2 separate regions of the Mus musculus genome follow, and region 2 is linked to region 1. A link is a loop called in an ENCODE intact Hi-C map of the cell type or tissue named here. Cell type or tissue: left cerebral cortex. All regions are shown on one strand. Links, peaks and the distances in the headings refer to the core of each region. The heading gives the core; the rest is flanking DNA.

Region 1 (10,820 bases), core at 3,321-8,320:
TAAATTATTACAGTTCTCATCAGATCAGAACCATTGAGCTTGCTTGGACCGTGTTTCCAACACAGAGGTCAGGGAGCTGTGGCCCGAAGCCAGCTTTTGGGCAGCCTTGGGAGCCAAGAGTGGTTTTTATGTTTTTAAAGGACGAAAACTGAATATTCAACAAAATAAGCCCGTGTTTTTTAAAGAAGCCTCAAATATTTAGTATTTGGTCTTTTATAGAAAAGGAAGAGGTGTATCAGAATATTGAGCACACGCTCGTTCCCTCTGAGAGCTTCATTTGACCATGCTAAGTCATGTCGAGGAAGGCCAGCCCAGGGGAAGAGCAGGACAGCTGTGGGGTTCAGAGCTGGACAGGGCACTCTGCACCCTGCCTCCCTGACTTCTGCAGAACGCAGGGGATTAAAGACTTCCTCTGAACGCCAGCTTCCTTAGGGTTGTTGTGACCCAGTTACTTGTGCTTAGTATGAGCAAAAATTTTTTCAGTTAAAAATTAGTAAGCAAGGACTGGGGATATATGTTAAGTCAGTGACATGCCTGCCTAGCCTGCCCAAAAACCACTGGATTTTGTCCCCGGAACCACATAAAACCACATAAGAATTAACCCCAGCATTTAGGAGGTCAAGACAGGAGGAACCGAAGTTCAAGGTTGTCCTCAACTCTCTCTATATATTTTAAAAAGCAGTAAGCTGCCTATAAAGCCCTTGCTTCATGGGTAGCTGTACAAAGAGTGTAGCTGGTTTGTCTGTGACCGGGCCTCTGTGAGCCCCAGGACTTGCTAGGGGCTTGGCATGGCACTAAGTGGCCATCAGCCTAAAGTCCCAAACCCCAGTGCTGTCTCAGCGGACAGTGCTGCTGGTTTTCCTCCAAAGCTGGTGCCTGCCTCAGACCTTGGCTGGGGCAGGACTCTCTGGTCACTGTCCCGATGCCTCTCATTTCCCTCAGCTGTCTGCACTTTACACTGGATGCCTACGCTAATGTATATAGGCATCTGGGCCTTTGAGGGTGATCTTATGTCTCTTATGTCTTCATGCTTTCCCCCTTTAGTTTTAAGAGACCATGTGTATAATTAATTAGGTAAAAAACAATTCGGTCCTTTGTTTAGGGGTGGGCTTTCCCTGTCTTGTCTAGGCTGGCTTTGACTGGACTCAAGCAGTCCCATCTTAGCTTCCCAGAGAGCCTTGATTCCTCCTGTGAGCTCCTATTCTCTGCTGGATTTGAGTCTTCTGAAACAGCCCCTCTGCTAGACTGTCACTCTCATCTCCAGGTAGCGTGGTTAAGGGATGTTCCCCTTTATTTCCGTATAGAGTGACATCACACAGTCTTTCTGCTCCATACCGACATCTCTCAGATGCCTGGGATCTGGGTTCTTTTCAGTGGAGGCGATGGCTGTGGGTGGGTGTGGCTTCAGGAAAAGCCCTTCCATTTGCTCCTCAGAAACCTGGGTTAGGGAGTCCACTCTATCCTACGCTATGCTCACAGCGATGCTTTGCCTGGCTTCTCAAGGACCCTTGTCCAGTTGTCTCTTTAGAGCAGCGTTATAGATGAGGTTTTGAGAAGGTGTGCAGATGTGTTGAGAGGGAGTGTAGGTCATGCTTATTTCTGGAGCCCCTTCCTTTGCAGGGTAGTTTGCCTCTTTTAATATGTTATTTACATGCCCTGTAAGGATCTGTTTTATTTTTGTTTTTTGTCCTCTTAGCTACTGTTAATAAATAGCTTTCTTGTTTATGGGCAAAATGGCATTTTTTTTTTTCTGAGTTGTTTGATAAACTAAAGTTTTCTGTATATTAGCTATCTCTTTTATTAATGCCATTGAGACTTTGAAATGCTAAGGGGACATAAAGTTTTATGTTATTGTATTTCATCATGATTAAATATTCTTATTTATTTATTTATTTATTTATTTATTTATTTATTTATTTAATGTATATGACTGTACTGTAGCTGTCTTCAGACACACAAGAAGAGGGCATCAGATCCCATTACATATGGTTGTGAGCCACCATGTGGTTGCTTGGCATTGAACTCAGGACCTCTGGAGGAGCAGTCAGTGCTCTTAGTGCTCTTAAACACTGAGCCATCTCTCCAGCCCATGATTAAATATTTTATTACATTTTTTGTAGTGTGCGTGCATGTATGAGAGAGAGAGATGAGAGAGAGAGAGAGAGAGAGAGAGAGAGAGAGAGATATGGATGGTGGGGGTGGTCAGAAATTGAGTCTGTTCTGTCCTTCCACAATGTAGATTCTGGGGATTGAACTTAGGTCTTCAGTGTAGGCAGGAAGCACTTTTACCCACTGCCCACTGAGATATCTCACTGGCCCACAAATATTCTCCAAACCACGGAGCAGCAACAGACTTGTAGCTTTAAAGAAATTATTTAACAGCAGTTGTCTTGGCGGTTCCTTTGTTTATGAACTAAGATAGATGCAATTTTCGCATTGTTCTACAAATATAGAAAGAATACTCTGCATCCTGTCATAAATCCAGGGCAAACTAAGCTATTGATTTAGCTTCACAGGTCTGGGGAGCACGCCTCGACCACTCGCCTGCCTGCACCCGTATAATCGCAAACAAGGGACCCGGGGCAGCAGCGTCCTTATAGACAAATGGGAAAAAGGAGGTTTTTAAGGGCATTAGATTAGTATTATTTTTCTAAACCAACTAGGAAGATGTTTTAGCTTGCATAGATCACAAAAGTAAAGTAAAGGAGCCATTCCGAAGGAAGACACGGGGCTGCGATGATAGCTCAGTAGAGGAGCCCGTGCTGGCTTGTCCCACGTGCACGGACGGGGCTCCGAGTTAGATCCCCAGCACCACAAAACAAAAAAGCAGAATAAAACAAGAAAAGCCACAAAACAAAACAGTAGCCCACAGCAGATGCTGTTGGACAGAGCTCAACCTTCTGCCTCCAAGGGCTGCCTCTTTCCTCCCTGCCTAGACTTCATCTCCTGGGCTCCCCTCTGGAGGGGCTGTGTAGCTGGGCAGCTGGGTCCTGCACAGTGGGTTCTGCACAGACCACGCACACAGGCACAGTGGACTAGCTTCAGCTTCAGCGAAACAGGAGGAGGATGCAGCAGAACGAAGGCTCCGTCTAGGACCTAACCCAGCAGCAGCCCGAGTCCTCTTCACAGTCATGGTACTTAGCTCTAGGATCTGACTCAGATGCTTGTCCGTGACCGTCTTCCATTTCAGCAGAATGTTCGTCAAGTATAACTTTTTTTTTTTTTTCCGGAGCCTATATTTTCTGCTGGCAAATATGACTGGGAAATGCTTGCACATTGCAGCTAACTTTCAGAGCCCCGGGCCCTCACTGGCATGTTAAAGGCTGTGGGAAACCTGTTTCATCCAGGGCTAAAACATTTTTGCTCAGTGGATACTCTTGCAGGGTATAACTGTTCTTATGGGCTCGAAATATCTGGCATCCCACAGGGAGAAATTCTTCCCAGAAGCCCGAGCAGAGCTCAAGAGAAGGGGAGAGGTGGAGAAATGAAGAGAAAGTTATCATTTGCTAAAACAAACCGAGCGTTTGACCTGTTGCCTAGGGCAGGGCTCTGAATAAGGGCACTCTGTCGATTCCGTGGATAGAGACCAGGATGAGAATGCTGAGTCATTTTCCCCAGGCTCAGATGCCTCAAACCAAAAGGATAAGACATCTTACTGAAATACGTACCATTCAGGTAACCAAGATCATTTTCCCCACATCCCTTCTCTGCTTTCTGTGTTCTCACAAAAATACGCTGTCGGAATATAAAGCCTCTGCTTTGCATAGAGCTCCCCGTTTCGCTTCAGTCAAGGAAGAGATGGAATTGTTCTGTAACACCTAGATTTCCATTAAACAACTCTGCTTTCTTGCTTGGCAGCTCAGATTGGTCTGTGCTGTAAGCCTCTCCTGCCTTTGCTGTCCCAGTTCTGGGGTCTTTTGTTTTAAGACTCAGGAATCTTGGGCGATGGGAGATGGGTCGTGTGCAGACGTGAGCGTGTCAGTGACCAGCAGCGATTTTGATGGTGGCTGTTAAGGTGAGGTCTTTGTGACAAGGGTGAGGATTATTTACTACACCCTGTTTTTCTTTGGGGAGAGAAAAAAAAAATCATGTAATGAAATGTGAAAGAAAACTCATTTTCTTTTGAAGACATAAATATAGCCTGAGAAAATATAGTTAAAATGTGAGACTTGAAGTCACGGAATCTAATTTTTTTTTTAGACCGACTAAATTCAGGCTGTGTAGTGATGGGATATTTTTGGTTTGAGTTAAAAATGTCCCCAAATTCTTTAATTTTATATCAAGGGTAGAGTTCTTTCCTGTCTAGAGGAAAACCCAAGCCCCCCAATTCGAGCTTGGGATAAGAGAGGTGGGGCTGGGAGCATCACAGGTGATGTCATGGCTCTGTATTGCTGCATCAGTGGGCAGCAGGAAGGCAGCTTTGTCCATTCATGAGGCCCTGTTATCCGATCTGAGAGCTGCCTTGGCCTTTCTTTTGACCTTATTTTGCCCTTACAGTGAGGACCTTGGCTACGTAGTTATTCCACAGCTAGTTCTCCTTCCTTTTTCTCTCCATTCTATTATGTCCGAGTCTTTTAAAATTAATAATATTAGATTAGAATAGCTATCAGCAAAATCAGCATAGCTACTAGTGATTATAAGTTCTTGTTGGTGATATTGGCATAGAGTACAATGTAGAATGACCGTAATCTGATAGAAAAATGGCGACAGGCTTATTGTAAGAGAAAGAATTTAAATGTATATCTCTATCTATCTATCTATCTATCTATCTATCTATCTATCTATCTATGTATATATATGTATACACACATACATACATATGTATATGATGAGTTTTGGGTTCTTATCTCTTGATCTCATAATTACTTGAATACTTTAAGACAACTGTGTTATCACTGATGGGAGAAGCTTTTAAGGGGAGTTGGATGTGATTGAGGCTCGTTGGTTTATGGAAATTCTCTTGTGGATATATTTTGATGGAAGAGATAGTGACCAGTGAGTATCTTTTCTTGATGGAAGCCTGGAGTAGATGGTAGAAACAGAGACAGAAGTGGAGACCCAAGAATGAATTGCGGAGCTGTTAATACATTACATAGAGTGTAGTTACCCATTACTATAATATGTAGACCTGCAGTTAGCAGATGGAAAGAAAGGGCTTTAAAGAATTTTTAAAAAAATTTTAATTTTGCTTATGTGATTGGGTGTGTGCATGTGACAGCAGGTGGCTACAGAGGCCAGAAGAGGGCGCTATATCTTCTAGAGCTGTCCTTACAGATAGTTGGCCAAACTTGGGTTCTTTGCAAAATCAGTACATGCTCTTGATTGAAGGAATCATAGTATGGGAAGAGCAGAGACGTAGGTGCCAGGGATTCTCAAAGAGGGGAGAGTCAGCTTTAATAGTGCCAGATGCTCGGAAGATAGCAAAGAGGAGGAAGGACACTGGGTTTGGCAGGATGTATGGACATGTCAAGAGCAGCGTTGGACACGAAGCAAAGGTTTGATTAGAGCAGAGACAGCTGCATCTTAGGAGTTAGTATGGAACATGAAACCATGTAAACTATGAAAAGAACAGTCCCAGGCATGTTTTATGTAAAATTAGCACATCAGTCAGATGGGGCAGTAGACTTGTTTGCAAGCCTCTATGTAGTGTTGAGAAATCCTGGTTAACTGAAATGCCTTCCCTGAGGTATTGAGCTCCTTTTAGCCAACTTTTGTCTTCCCTTCTGTCTTGGTGCCCATTATCAAATATAGTTTCTCCTTGGTGCCCTTTTGAGTGGTTGTTGAGTTCCATTCTACACATTTACAAGATTAACATCACTGGCTACAAACATACTACTTTTGTCTTTCTGTTAGCTCATTTATTTTCCCTTTGAAGGCAGGGTCTCATTCTATGCCTAGTTTGGCCTGGGAATTGTTATGTGGCCCAAGATGGCCTTGTACATGCGTATATGACTTTTGTCCTACCTCAGCCTCTCTGAGATAGCATTATGGGTGTGAGCCCATACCATCACTTTGTCAGGATTTCAGTGAAAGTATAAAATAGTGTCTTCTTATTTGAGATTTCACTTAACTGTTTTCAACTGTGGTTTGAGAAATGTTAAGTGGAAAAATTTCAGAAATAGCAATCTAAAATTTAGAAGTAATTTTATGGTATTTTAATAACAATTCTGTTTTATTATTTCTATAAATTCTCTTCAGTTATTGTCAATCTTTGATCCTAATTTATAAATTAAACTTCTTCATAATTTGTATATTTAGGACAGTATACAGTATACATAGGGTTCATTACTGTACTTGGTTGTAGGCACCTAGATAAAGGTAGGGTTTTAAGCTCTGCGTTAATAATGTGGCAGAGTTCTTCACCAACACTTCACGTGTATTTAGATAAAGGTTGCAAAATAATCTTTGTTTTCTTTCATGCTTTTAACATTAAATGACACACAGCTAGCGAATTTCAGATATCAAGTCTTTATCTTAGATTTACCATAATGGATGAGTCTGACTTTTTTTTCATTTATTTATTTTTTTAATTAGGTATTTTCTTCATTTACATTTCCAATGCTATCCCAAAAGTCCCCCATACCCCTCCCCCCCAACTTTCCTACCCACCCACTCCCACTTCTTGGCCCTGGCGTTCCCTTGTACTGAGGCATATAAAGTTTGCATGACCTATGGGCCTCTCTTTCCAGTGATGGCCGACTAGGCCATCTTCTGATACATATGCCGCTAGAGACACGAGCTCTGGGAGGGTACTGGTTAGTTCATATTGTTGTTCCACCTATAGGGTTGCAGATCCCTTCAGCTCCTTGGGTACTTTCTCTAGCTCCTCCATTGGGGGCCCTGTATTCCATCCCATAGCTGCCTGTGAGCATCCACTTCTGTGTTTGCCAGGCCCCGGCATAGTCTCACAAGAGACAGCCATATCTGGGTCCTTTCAGCAAAATCTTGCTAGTGTATGCAATGGGGTCAGCGTTTGGAGGCTGATTATGGGATGGATCCCCGGGTATGGCAGTCTCTAGATGGTCCATCCTTCGTCTCAGCTCCAAACTTTGAGTCTGTTTTTCTGATAATGGATGTGTCAGTAGTTTTCCTGTTTGTTGCTGTCACTGATGTTGCTGCGAGTGTTTTTGTATTGACTTCTTGAGTATAAATGAAAGAGATATTAGGGATATATTTGTATGGATGAAGTTATCAGCCAGTAATATATGCATACTTTAAGCTTAACTAGCTATCACTAAATTGTTCCCCACATTGATTGAATTAAATTATCATTCCATTACAGTGTATCACAGGTATTGGGCTGAGGTATTGTGTGAGAGGTGACATTGCCAGTACCTTGTTCCTCTCTAAGTTTTGAACCCTTGGTATGTAAGTGTTGGTGATACTGAGATCTGAACCAGGGAATTTAACCGTAGGAAGTCTTGGTGAACCTGGCTTGTTCTTTGAGAGCCTACCTGTCAGTGTTAGTTGGTTTAATGGCATGTTGCTATTCCTGAAAGCTGTACCCTTTGATTTGTTTTGTTGCTGCTTCTAACCAGTCCGAATCATTTTATTTTTCATTTATTGCTACAACTAAAAACAAATAAATGAAAATAAAAAATGTAAAGGAGAAAACCCAACACACTGAAACCCTTGTCCACAGGGTCCTGGCTGCATTGGCAGAAGCAGTGAATTGCAATTTTGTATGTAATTAAAAATTGCCCCGTGTCGTTCTAGAGATGGGGATGCTTGGAAATAACCCTGTAAGTCGTGAGTAGGTCCCTCTGGGGAACTTTAGATTGCAGCAGTGCAGCTCTGAGTCCGGTACTGGACCTGAGATCCACTTTCTCTGCAGTGCCAGCTTACTTAGGACTCTTCCATATGTCTTCCACTCTCCAAAAGTTTATTCCTGACTTTTCTTTGTATTTGTGCGTTTCTCTGGAATCTCATTGCATTCCAGTAGAGTCTTGGCAGATGACAAGATAAATGCGTATTCAATATTCCTTCTATTAATAGCAATGCGATCTTTATTGAGCTCTTATTAGTGAAGTGTTGCAATAAATAACATTACCTACATAGTTTCATATCATCCTTTTCTCAGAGTCTTAGGATTCAGAGACAAGGGCAGGGTCAGAACCCATGTCATCTGGCTGCAAAGCCTGTCTTCCCCTCACTGTACAAAAGCCTTACAGAGTTTTATAAAGAATAATTTGAGGGGGCATGGTGGCCTGTGCCTCCAGTTGCAGTGATCACCAGTCAGAGATCAGTGTCAGCGACATCCTGTCTCAACTAATGGACAAAGGAAATAAAGAAAACAAAAACAAACAACAGAAAAGAGAATTATCCTATTGTTATGTATTTTATTTTACTTTCTATACCACTGTTTGTTAAATATAAGCTAATTATAATTAACGATAAACCATCTAACTCAGTTGTCATTGTTTGAAACCTATCTCTTTTGGATTCTCTTTCTGAAAGCAACTAATCAAATAAGATGTTCCTTGTATGAAGAAATGTTATCGTAAAAGAAAATGATTCTGTTTTGTTTCATGTGTGTGTGTGTGTGTTTTGTCTGCATGTGTGTCTGCAGCATGTTCATGCCTCATGCTCTCAGAGGCCAGAAGAGGGCGCCAGAGCCCCTAGAACTGGTGTTGCAGATGCTTGGTTCTGGGAACCAAACATGGGTCCTTTGGAAGAGCAGTTGGTTTTAACTGCTAAGCCGTTTCTCTAGCTTCTAAAAAGTAAATGTGTTGTTTAAATGAAAATATGAGATTTCAGGATTCTGATGCTGAAGGAAGACTCAGGAGATCCATCTGGCTGCAAAGCCTGTCTTCCCCTCACTGTACAAAAGCCTTACAGAGTTTTATAAAGAATAATTTGAGGGGGCATGGTGGCCTGTGCCTCCAGTTGCAGTGATCACCAGTCAGAGATCAGTGTCAGTGACATCCTGTCTCAACTAATGGCAAACCTTCTACGGATATTTTGTGTAATTAAGGTAAAAAAAAAATAGAACAAGAGTGTTTTTTGCATATTTTTATTTGTGTCTTAGGTATTTAATAGTGTGCTATGCTATAGGTTCTTTCAAACACCTGTGTTTTTTAAAAAAAAATACCTATTTTAAGTAAGCTATCTAACTTTACTGGGCATATTGATAGTAATTTTTCATGAGTAGTATTGATTAGAAGGTATATTTCAATTTTGGAGAGTTGTGAGATACAAATTGCTGTATTATAGTGATAATAAAGTCTGACGGTGGTAATAATACTGTATTTAAACAAAACAAGTAGAAAGCTATAGGAAAACACGAGATAGGAAAAGGAACAAGAAAAAAATCTTAGAAGACAGTGAAAAGTCACACTCATAAAGTAAGATGGAGCCATCTTCTGTTATCTCCAGGGGAAAAGGAGAGCCTGCTTTGCATAAATTAGCATGCATAATGTGTGTAGGCAGCGGACTCCTGGACGGTTGCCAGAGAGGCTTTTGGTAAGATGAAATTCATGGGAGTCTTATTCACAAGACTCCAGTGAATCTTGTTTTGTCTTCTGCTTGTTTACTTCTTTTGGTTTTTCTTAAAGTTGTTCTTGATTACAGGTGACTGGAGCAATGGGGAAATTCTCAGAATTAGTTATTTTGAAATGTTAATGCAAAGTGAAGTTGAGGCTCTTAGATGGCCACGCAGATTATAAACAGTTGTACTTTAAGGGCCAGTGCCAGGGTATTGGACAAGGGAGATGACTAGGTCATGAAGGTGATACCCAGATAAACAGGATTGTTCTCTTGTGAGGAGAGCTGAGTGAGGTAACCCGCTTCTTCTGCAGTGGCGGGGTAAAAAGGCTGTCTGCGACATGGAGGGGCCAGAGCCTGACTGCTGTCACCAGTACTTCCTCTTTTACTTTCTAGAACAATGGTAAATACATTTCTAGTCTTACGAGCTAGTTAGTTCCTGGTATTTGATACAGCAACTGCAAACTAAGAAAATACTTAAAAGTACCGAATCATATAGCTGATAGTATTTTTAATTTATTTATTATCGTGTCAGGACAGGAAATTTTCTCTCTCTGTATATTTGTATATGTGTATATCAAGATTAGAGGACGATTTTGGGTGTCATTCCCCCACCCCGTTTTTTATTAAATTTGTTCTTTGACAATTTTATATGTGGATATAACACATTCTGATTACTCTCTCCCGTGTCATCTCCACCCACCAAATCCTTTCCTGTTATGTTGATTCCTTTTTTTTTTTTTTTTAAATATGTATGGCTATTTGGCTGCATGTGCTTGTGTGTCTGTGTACCACATGTTCATCTGGTGCCTGTGGAGGCCAGAGAGGACATCAGTTACAGATCGGTGTGAGCCACCACGTAGGGTTGGGAACTGAACCAGGGTCTGCTGGAGGAGCAGCCTCTCAGCTGCTGAGGCTCCTCTCCAGCCTGGGTTGTTTTCTGAGGCAGGCTCTCCCCTTGACTTGGGGCTCACTGATTAGGCTGAGATGGCTGGCCAGTGAGACCCGAGATCTGTCTGCATCTGCCTTCCCAGCCCAAGCTCATGCCGCGAGGCCCAGCTTTTTGGTGTAGGGCAAGCACCAACTGACTGAGCTGAGAATTTTTTTTTTTTTTTTTAATGTAGAAAATCCCATGGATTGGAGCGTTATACAAGCCAGCTTGTTCATTCTGTAGCCAGCCGTCCAGTTTAAACTCTGCTCCCCACCTGCCAAAAGTAAACCCCGTGATATTTGGAGTTCTAGATGAGACAGTGTGGCTGGGCCAGTGTAACTCCACCACTGGGATCGTGGCCACAATCAGGCTCTGTCACTGAAAGCCTGGTGGGTGGCTGCATATA
Region 2 (10,820 bases), core at 1,964-6,963, 95 kb after region 1:
AAGGCAAAGGGAGTTCAAGGCTGCCCTGAGCTACATGGCAAGTTCAAATCCAGCCTAGGCTAGGTGAGACTCCCTTGGAAAGTGATGTTTTAGTGAATCATTAATAATCACTGCCAATTTGATTCTAATAGTGTGGGTTATTTAACTGATCTAATTACTAATAAGACTATGTGTTTCGCAGAAAATTTTAATCCAGAAAATAGAAATAGTTCAGTGCGGACAAAGTTGGTGGTGATAAAAAATTGGCATAGAGGAAAATGACATGAGGTAAACTTCAGAGTGCTGCACTCATATCGTTTTGACTTGGAAATCCATCCAAATGACAGGAGACCATGTTTAGTGTTTAGAAGAGGGAGTAAAACACTCACATGGTTAGTGAAGAACTTGCAGTATCTCAGACTAGGATGATGGCTTTGGATTCCTCTATTTGCATGAGTGCCAATCATACGATCAATACTATTGGTTGAGGTAGATCTCACTAAACACCACATGAAGAGTCTGGTTGAGCCAGTTTCTTTTAGGATCTGAACTCTGTCGAGGCAAAAGTTTTCTAAGCAAACCTTGTTCTTTTCTCTATCTGATCTCATTGTATGTCCACCGATGTGTTTATGTAAAGAGAAATAGGGGGATATGTTCTATGGGGGTGTGGTGAGGTATGGGGGAAGGGGATGTCTCAGCAGATCCATGCCAAGGCATCCCTTCCCCCTGAGGGACCAGTACATGACAGTATAATATAGAATAGAGTTTATTCAGGGCATGGGGAGGGGAGTTAGAGGGTAGTAGAGGCAGAGAACAGCAGAGAGAGAGTAGAGAAGTAGAGGCTGGCCATGAGCACATGGAGAGGAGTGGGAAGGAATGGGGAGAGATGGGGAAGGGAAGAGCAAGAGAGCAAGAGACCCAGAGAGCAAGAAAGGAACAAGAGAGCCACTCTTACCTGGCAAGCAGCCCCTTTTATACTGGGTTAGGCTTACCTGGCTGTTGCCAGGTAACTGTGGAGTGAAGCATACCTGGCTGTTGCCAGGTAACTGGGGTGGAGTTTAAACAGAATGCTAACATCCCCGTACCCTTCTGTTTCTTCTTCATTTGAGTTCCTAAATGAGATGCTTAAGAGCTGCTCTCTTTCTCTCTCTCTCTCTCTCTCTCTCTCTCTCTCTCTCTCTCTCACTACATGGTTAAACTGTGTCCATTCGAGTAGCATTGCCTTAAAGCAGTGGTTCTCAGCCTGTGGATTATGTCAAACAACCTTTTCAGGGGTCAAGCAACCTTCTTTTCACAGGGGATTTCCTAAAACCTTCTGCATATCAGATATTTACATTACAATTTATAACAATGGCAAATTACAGTTATGAAAGAGCAATGAAAATAATTTTACAACTAGGAGTCAGCACTACACGAAGATCTGAATTAAAGAGTCACAGCATTAGGAAGGTTGAGAACCTTAAAGATAAAAATATACACATATCTTCCCCAACATTTCTCAGTGGTGTCACAGGTCTGCTTGTCCTTAGCCTGCTGCTCACTGGAAGAAGACCTTACACATACTGTATTGCTTGTTGAACAAAAGCTTAGCTTTAAGGTACTTTTCATTCACAGTGTTGAAATATATCCTGTTAGAAAGAGAATACAGATCAGGAGGTGGGCATGGTGGGCTCATGGGTGGCTAAGGTAGGAGGCGTCCCGTGAAATCCTGTCTCAAAAAGGCGGGGAGGGGCCGTGCACTTGCCCTTGCCCCGTTTTGCAGTGGAAAGGTAGCAAGTAGCTACTCTAAATTGCTCTGCGCTAAGCACTTGTCTTTTTTGTTGTTGTTGCTCAGGCTAAATCAACTTTAAAGCCTCTCTTGCTCATGAAGACCTAATATCATTCATTATCAGAGTCTCCCACCACCAAACTTCCGCTATGACACCTGTCAGGGTTTAAGTGAATTGTGGGAATTTAGGGAGAAGGCCACTATCAGTTATTGTAACTTCCGATTCTTTGACAAGGCCAAAATAGCAGTGTACTTTGTGAAGGTGGGCAGCTTCCCAAAGTGCCTGCCCCATAGTCCTCGTCCCAGAAGGTGTATCACACAGTACCAGACTCAAGTAGAATGTTCTAGGGCCAACCACTGCATCCATTTGTGGCTATCTTTCTCAGAAATCTACAGTTCTATGACAAATAAGGGCCAAGACCCCAAACTCTAAGGTACCTGCCTCTTTCTTTCTCATCCCAGGATTTCACCTCCTCAAAGTGCCTCTACCTTTAAAACAGAGTTTAACAGTGGGAGCTAAATTAGAAAACCCCGAGATCAAACCCTGTTTGCCTTTTCTGCTCAAAAGGACTTGGTTTATGGGTGCACCGAAAGATCCCCTATCCTTCAGGCTGGACTGCATGCTGCCACGAGACAGCTGAACTCACCAGATGCATTTATGCATTTGATCTCCATACCTTGCTGCATTACATTCTCTGTCATCTGTATTGTCTTCCAAAAGCTATCATGACATGTTCTGCAGTTTAAGGATTTAGGATTCTATGTATTCTGCCAGATAGACTTCACACACACACACATATACACACACACACACATACACACACACACACACACACACACACACACACACACACACACACACACAAGTAAGAGGATGTGGTCAGAGTCTCTCTCACAAAATGCTGGTTCTAAAGACTGTGCCCAGACTTTTCTCATATGCTAGAAACTTACTATTGCATGGTCCAGTTTCAGCGTGAAAATGTGCATACCAACCCCCTGTGGCATACGGGAAGGTGACCACACCTGAAAGACATAGACTGTGATCATATTGTCTTGCATCTTTATTCCTCTTTCCAGCCTTATCTTGCTTAGTCTGTATCTAAAATCTATGAAGCACTATTTTCTTCTTCCAGTGTTGCTAGACACAGAAAATTGGGTTCGATCTCACTAAGCAAAGTTTATTGAAGTTCCTGATATTTAGACAGTCCATGTTCTTCACTGTAGTATGTGTCTAAGAATGTCAAAAAACAAAAGCAACAAAAGCTGATTGCTATTTAATCTTTCCTCCTGCGTAATTATGGTAGAGCCTGCAGGCATGCCATTAATTGATTCCAGCCATACTGACTGGGCAATCAGCAGACTAAACATGAGGGTGACTGAGTCAGAGATGGGATGAGGAAAAACTGGAGATTTTATTTTTATTTTTAAAGGTCTTTAGGTATGTGTGTGTTTGTCTGTCCGTCTGTCTGTCTATATGACTTTCATTGCAATCTTCAAAGTCTAGAGGTTTTTAAAAAGCTTTTTTTTAAAAAAAAACTTCCAATTCTAGTGACTTCTCTTTTACTTATAGCTAGGTAAATTTTTAAATTTTTACGTGTAAGCATGATTTGCCTGGGTGTTTGTCAGTGCACCGTGTGTGTGCAGTATCCAGAGAAGTTTAAAGAGGGTATCAGATCCTCTGGGATTGGATTTACAGACAGCTTTGAGCCACTGTGTGGGTGCTGGGGATCAAACCAGTACCCTTTACAAGAGCAGCATGTACTCTCAACCACTGGGCCATCCCTCCTGCCCCAAGTTTAATATTAATTTTAAGTTATCTCTGGTCTTATCTACAGAGATAATAAAGCATTTCAGCTATTTTTATAAATTTAATAAATCTCCATTCCCTTTTATTTAAATTGTCTGGTTTTAAATATCACTGGTTTGTAAATCATAATACATTCAGATCTAGTAAATAACAACAAGCATCATTTTTAAACTTATGCTTTAAATAACATAAAATGCCAGAAGTGAGTAGATTACTGAATGGGAAATTACTTTTTAAAAATGTTTGTCATATTTCAAAACTTTTTGAGCATCTAGGATATAAAAATACAAATCCATTTAAGGAAAGCAGTTGGTGTTTCTGTTAATTAAGACTTGTCATGACCAGGCAGTTTAGTCAGTTCTAGTCTTAGAGCTGCAAAGACCCAGAGCATGGCGAAGCACTGTCAGAGAAAGTTATCTAATACCATATAATTCAGAGCTATTTCTGCATATACGGAAGCTATTCATGACCAGAGATTTCCATGTGACATCAGGTAGAGTCTTAGCTCCCTAGATGGTTCTCATACAGCCTGTTTTATTGTGTCTTCTCAGTCTTCTATGACTTAAGTCTGTGGATTTACATTTTTCCACATTACAAAGTTCTGCTGTTTTAGGGTTTTTATTGCTGCAACGAAACATTGTGACCAAAAATCAAGCTGGGGAGGGAAAGGTTTGTTTGGCTGACACTTCTATATCACTGTCCTCACTGAAGGAAGTCAGGACAGGAAGTCAAAGAGGACAGGAACCTGGAGGCAGGAGGTGCTACAGAGGCCATGGAGGAGTGCTGTTTACTGAATTGCTCTTTGTGGCTTGGTCAGCCTGCTTTCTTATAGAACCCAGGACCACCAGCCCAGGGGCAGTACCACCCACAGTGAGCTGGGCCCTCCCATATCAATCAGTCATTAAGAAAATGCCAGACAGCTAGATCTTATGAAGGTATTTCCTCAACTGAGGCTCCTACCTTTCATTTGACTCTAGCTTGGATCAATTTGACATAAAACTAACCCGAACACCTGACTAATCACAAAAACCTTCATTATCCATTGAACTTTAACTTCTGGGGCCTAGCTTTTATCACTGAGTTCCCTCTAGGCCGAAAGGCTTTTGGAGCTAGGTGAGCTCTTATACTCCTCCATCTCCCCTGGGCTGTACAACCCCAACATTTACAATGATGTAAGTAAGCTTGGTCATGTTCGTGATTCCCACAGCAATGCAATCTAAAGGATTGGTGTATTTTTGGAATTGACAGCAAGCAGAATTATGTAATAGTATTTTTAGAACTATCCATATGTCAGGCACTGTGCAAGACAAAAGGAATGCAATTTTAGCCTTAAAAGACAGGAGTCCTCTCCTCAGAGAGCATCTGATAAAGCGAGGTTGAACGCAGCCCAGCAGTGAGATTTGGGGTTATGTACTTGGGTGCCTAACTATTGGGCTTGGTTTTTGTTGCCTAAACTCCTAATTCTACTCAGTTTCTTCTCTTCTAGATATTAATGCCACTCAAGGGTTGCTATAGATTTAACTTAGAGATGGTTGGTAGCAAGTTAAGTAGAGTTGGTGGTCTACTACATTCAGCCTATTGGAGTCTGGGATGATGCTTGGTTTGTTAAGATCACTCACTACTCTTGCAGAGGATCAGATTTGGTTCTTAGCACCCATACAAGCAGCTCCCTCCATCACCCTTCGTCTGGCCTCCACGGGCACTGGCACTGGGTGTGCATGGTGCACAAATTAAGATACAAGCAGAAGACCCCCCACACACATTAAAATAAAATTTATTCATTCATTAATTAGAAAGTAATCACACACAGGAAAGAAAAAGTTCACCTAAAAGCCATTTATTCATTCTGCGTCCACTGGATGCTTATTTTATAACTGAAGGTACTGTGCCTTCCAAGATTTCATGTACACATGAAATAACACTTGGTGGTGAGAGTTTGGCAGTTCCCTTAAAGTCAGCTGGGAAACTGATTCACAGTACAGAGGCCATTAGGATGGGTCCTTCCTGCTTACTTCCATTGAAGATAGTTTCTGAATGTTTTATTCTAAGCAGCCTTCCTTAAAGTCGTACTATATTTTGTGATTTTTTGGGGGGGCGGTGATTCAGAAGCTGTTCTAGTGAAGGGGTCTGGGTCGGGAAGTTCTAGTTCATTCAAGATGACTTAGGAAATGTGCCTGCCCTTAGTTTAGCGAGCTTTAGGTTATTAGGCAGTCTATGAGGTTGGGTTCTTAAATGGGCTCACACCAGTAATGCTTTGGAAATGGCCTTCCTCCTGCCCTACTGCTTCCACATCACCTCAGGTTGGAGAATACAGAGACAGTGCTAGAAAGCTAAGTAGTAAAGCGGTCAACTGGGAAAATGGCCGTTTCTCCTTCACCGCTCACTTTTAAATGCATGTGAGGCTGGCCACAAACTCAGGAACGTGGGACAGGATGGCATCTGATGACACCTTAGGGTGTCCACAGAGTCCTTTCTGTCACAATCCATGGAAGTGCATTGAGACGCCAAGTAGAAAGTCCTCTGAGTAGTTCCCTCCTGACATCTTCACACGGAGAACACAGATGGATCATACCACCTGGATGGCCTATGTGCCCACAACCCATGAAGAGAGCTACTGTGCAGAAGGGGCCCGAGGTTATCTGCAAGTGTCCTACTGAAAGTCTTCATTTCGAGCTTGTATTTTGTTTGTTTCTTACCCACTGGAATGATGAAAGACGTTTATTTTAGGAGGACCCACGTTCTTCAGAACTCGCACTTTGTTCCTACAGAGCTTGGCTGTAGGCTGTGAGGGAAACCAAGGAAAAATGACTTGAAGCCTGAAAATTTTGTAGACATCAAGTAACGTAATATTCTGGGGCGGTTCAGGAGCAGTGTGGGTAATGCTACATTTGATAAGGACATTAGAGCTTTTAGATGCTCTGGATCTCTTTCTAATGTGAAAATCTCAGGATGGAAAGGGAGTCTGGCCCAGAAAGGAGGTCATTCCTGTTTGAAGGCTCCAGATCAGGGAGAAGAAAGTGGAGCCAGCCAAATCTATCCTGATAATGGTGGGACAACTTCCAGATGTGGAAGTCACCCTAAACCTCCCATATTTTGCTAGAAAGACATATAATAGAGCTTATATAAACTGGCATGCTACAGAAATGCAGCGTCCTCAGGTTAGGTGGTATTTGGCAAGCGTGCTATTGCACAGCCTGCTCGAGTTTCTGACGTATATGCCTTCAGCTAAGCGCAACACACAGCAATTCATGCCAGGTGTGTTCTAGCAGGGTAATGTTGCCATGAGTTAACAGGTCAGCTGTGAGGTTTTTGCAAAGTGAGCCTAAAATATGAACTTATATGACTTATATGGGTGATAGGAAACATGTCACATTTAGACTTCCTTTTAGATCTCTTGTTCTGTCAGCTTTTTCCTGGCTTAAAGCCTCGTTGAGGAAGGGCTGTGGCTTCAGATTACCTAGCTGAGCAAAGTGACTGTTTGCTCCTGTTTGCTTCCATTCCCTTTCATAGCAGACTGCATCTGTGCAAACAGCTCGATGCGCAGGAAGGAGAAAAATCAAGAAGCCATCCCTGGTCATTGAGATCTGCTCTTAACAATTCTGAGTATGAAAACCACATGCTATTTCCAAATGAGAAGCAGTCATGGCCATTTTGTTTTGCAGTGGCTGCTCTGCAGGTCTGGTTTACCAGGCTTACTGAAAACCATTACTTAAAAGCACTACATTTGCATGTGTTAAGCCTGAACTCTGAATTCCAGTTCGTACTCACGCTGCGGGTGGGTGTTGGAAATGGGGATCCTGAAGTTTTCAAGTGATGAAATGATTCACTGGAGTCTGGCATACTGCTCTAAATTGATCCTTAACAGTAACGTTTGTAACCTGTCATTTCCATGCTGGCTGTAATGCGTTTAGGAAATGATTCTTTGCATGCACGTATTACTGCAAAAATAATCTGCCGTGACTGGAAGCAGAGGACCAAGTCCTTAACTTCATCATCTCAGGAAGTCCTCAGATCTGTGCCTTAATGAGATAAAAATGATGCTACCCTGTTTTTAGAGGACCCTGAGGTTTAGTTACACCAGCCAACTTCTGTAGTAACCTCAAATGTAATTATCAGTGAAAGAGAAGCAGGCACTTGAGAGGAGGAAATGACTTACACAGAGGTGTCTGCTCCTGGGTTGAACAGTTGTTTCCGGGGAGAGAAGACAGAACCCACTCAGACCGTCCACTGCCCTTTTCTGGGGAGGGGAGGGGGCTTAGAAACACATGTCCTGTATCAAGGACCTCTGAGGCAAGGCCTTGACTGAGAGTCTCGTCCACTGTCATATCTGGTCCTATTCTCTCATGCATCCTTGTTTCTTTTCTCTGCAGATGCATAACTCACACAGACACCCCCCCCCCCCATTGCTAGGGGTGTGAGAGGTAGGTCCAGTCAAGGAACTGCCACCAGATGTCATTCTGACCTTAAATGGGGTCATCATGATAGCAGTCTCTTGAGCCCCCCCCCCCCCCAACTTGCACAGCTTATTACAGATGTAGGGCCTGGGTTGGTGGAGGGAGTTCCTTAAGGCGGCAAAGCACTTATGCTTGTTTTCATTTCAGATATAATCCAAGGAGCTTGGTATAGCCCTATAAATAATCATAGATGCTCCCAGGATGCCTCATAGCACATAGTATGTCTGCAAATGAACCAAGAAATCAAGAACCATTAGGTATTCTACCTAAGGTCAGCGGTGTGCAAATAGACACTCTGACGGCTGACAAGGGGACCAGGGACTTTTTGCTGTATCTCTGCTTTGCCTGAAGCTCTGTGTACAAGGAACACCCCATGACTGAAAGCAAAGATAAGAGCCCCTAGCCTGTGCTACTTTAATACAGCAAGTTGGCAGAGACCCCTAATCAAAGCTGGGCTGTGTTATCTCTTCTATCCAGAAGCGCTCTCAAGGAAGTAATGTTGGGGAAGCAAAGGAATTTCTACTTGTGCCTTTGAAGTTGTATGGTCTGCTGTGGCTGGTGTTAAGTCGTGCTTTGAGGGGTTTAAAAGCAGGGAGCAGCCATAGAGTGAGAATATAAGGCAACTGTTTGTGTAGCTGTGTTCAAGGCCTAAATTTAGCTTCTGTAAGATATTTGTTAACCTCCTTTCTGTAAGGTACCCTCCATCTGCTGCCTGCTCCCTCCCCCCCCCCCCCCCCCCGCTTGCCACCAGCCTCCCTTCGTGGCTGTCTGACGTCCTTCTTTACATTGTAACTGTGGCTATGGTCCAATGCCAATGACTCTGCATGGCAAATTAGAGACAAACCTTTTGGCAGTGAAACCCTTACAAGCTATATGGTTTGTTTTTTATGCCAAAAAATATTTTGGGGTTTGTGGCATCTGTTATTTCTATCATGTATATGTTAGTGATTAGCATGTCTGTAAGAAAAGCTATTTGCCTGTCTCCCCCTATAGCCAGTCAAACGAAACCAGTCACTGATGGTCAGTTTTAATTGGGGATTATGTGAATTTATTATGCTAATTTCCTTTTTTGTAGGTTACCATGGGGATCAGGGGGTTTGTTCGGTTTAGGGCTCACAGACAAGGAGCAGTAGTGTAAGCGGAATGAGTGTCAGGCACGTACTAGATAGTAGTACCCAGTGAGGGCATATGGAACGGATTAAACAGGAGGATGGAGTGGCTCTTGTGAGGATCCAGCTCATGACCTGCTGTGCAGTCATCTAATCCATGTCCTCTCTGAGGACAGCAAATGAATTACATCCCTGACCCAGACAATCCTTTAAAAGAGAGATTCAGGGCCAAGGAGATGGTTGACCTGGTAAAGGTGCTGTCTGCCTAACCTCACAACCCGAGGCCCGACCCTGGAGCCCACATGGAGGAAGGGCTCCACAGCGTGTCCTCACCTCCATATGCATGCGCGCATACACTATGTAAATAGTATAAACTAGCAATTTAGAGCATTAGAAGTGGCACAGATTGCAGTTAGATAGATGATCAGGGCTCCAGGGCCAGAGACGCACTTCCAGTTTGTATGACTTTGGTTGTGTTACTTGCTTTTTATCCTCTGTGGTAGGACCATGGGTGTAGCCAGGCTCACTACTATTCTGCCCGACACCCTTCTTCACGTCAGACAACAGATCACTTACTCTCCTGAACGAAGGACTGGTGCACTGGCATCTCACCCCGTTGGGTAGAGCTTGGTTCAGGAGATATGACTAGATGAAGCAGGGCCAACTAGAGACTCTCTGTGGTGTTCCTTCAGACCAAACCTGACTGGTGTTGAGGACCTGAATCTGACTCTGAGAGGCTGGTCCTCATCGTCTTCTCCCGTTGTTGAAAAGGAAAGACATATAAAGGACAGTGACACTGTGTTTTGATGATTGTGACCTTTCCAAGATGGGAACTTAATCCCCAACATAGCAGTCCTAGGGACTTTAGGGGGTGATGTAGTCTTGAGGGCAGAGCCCTCACAAATGGGTTTAGTGAACTTCGAAGAGCTGAAGGCAAATAGCTAGGCCTCTTTTGTCCCTCTGTCATGGTTGCCTTGTGTGGATACCTACATAGCACCATAAGAGACAAGGCTTGATCTTGGAGCTTTCTTCTTCTGGAACTATAGGAAAGTGAATTTCTCTTTATATGTTACTTTGTCCTGACTAATTTTATGCCAACTGGTCCCATGCTAGAGTCATATGAAAGGAGGGAGCCTCTCTTGAGAAAAATGCCTCCATAAGCTCCACCAAAAGGGCATTTTCTTAACTAGTGATCATGTGGAGGGTCCAGCCCACTGTGGGTGGTGCCATCCCTGGAATAGTGGTTCAGGGTTCTATAAGAAAGCAGATTGAGCAAGCTGTGGGGAGCTAGTCAGTAAGCGGCACCCCTCCATGGGCTCTGCATCAGCTCCTACCTCTGGGTTCCTGTCCTGGCTTCCTTTGATAATTAACCGTGATGTAGAAGTGTGAGCTTTCCTTCCCAGCTTGCTTTTTACCGTGGTGTTCATCACAGCAGCAATAACCCTAACTAAGAGACTTTCTACGGCATTTTGTTATAGCAGCAGACAAACTACAACGGCAGCTCTGAGCCGAGATGCAAGGCCGATGGAGTCAGAGTTTCTCACTTCAGTCCAACCCAACACAGACCTAACTACTATTCTTAATGGGGTTTTCATTGTTTTTAACCCCAAATCCCCATTTAGGTTAAGGCAGTTTGTCGGGTTAAATGAGTTGGTTATTAAAAATAGTTTCTGCTGATCCAGAGCAAATAGAACTCATGGCTT

What was found. Peaks named below come from ENCODE experiments on the same cell type or tissue, not always from the same donor. Only the 100,000 strongest peaks of a DNase experiment are listed, where the experiment ranks them.
Region 2: a loop joins it to region 1, with 2.2 times the contacts of the local background. A loop is called at or near these places in 3 of 42 quality-filtered maps.

Annotation. Positions count from the first base shown.
Region 1 is chr3:69,364,325-69,375,144 of GRCm38, forward strand. All of the region lies in intron 1 of Ppm1l (protein phosphatase 1 (formerly 2C)-like), which reads left to right. Among named protein-coding and RNA genes, the nearest start is that of Ppm1l, 53 kb to the left of the region's middle. In left cerebral cortex, for the core only: a CTCF peak has its summit at 5,241 (motif pointing right); DNase peaks (open chromatin) are centred at 3,749 and 4,327; H3K4me3 peaks cover 747 bases; H3K27ac peaks cover 1,359 bases.
Region 2 is chr3:69,461,167-69,471,986 of GRCm38, forward strand. The region is part of intron 1 of Ppm1l (protein phosphatase 1 (formerly 2C)-like); the gene reads left to right. It overlaps Gm52607 (a long non-coding RNA gene), which reads right to left and starts at 967. Exons shown (of 3, transcript XR_003954496.1): 1 at 935-967; 2 at 369-531. In left cerebral cortex, for the core only: a CTCF peak has its summit at 4,874; DNase peaks (open chromatin) are centred at 4,797, 5,465 and 6,905; H3K27ac peaks cover 1,882 bases.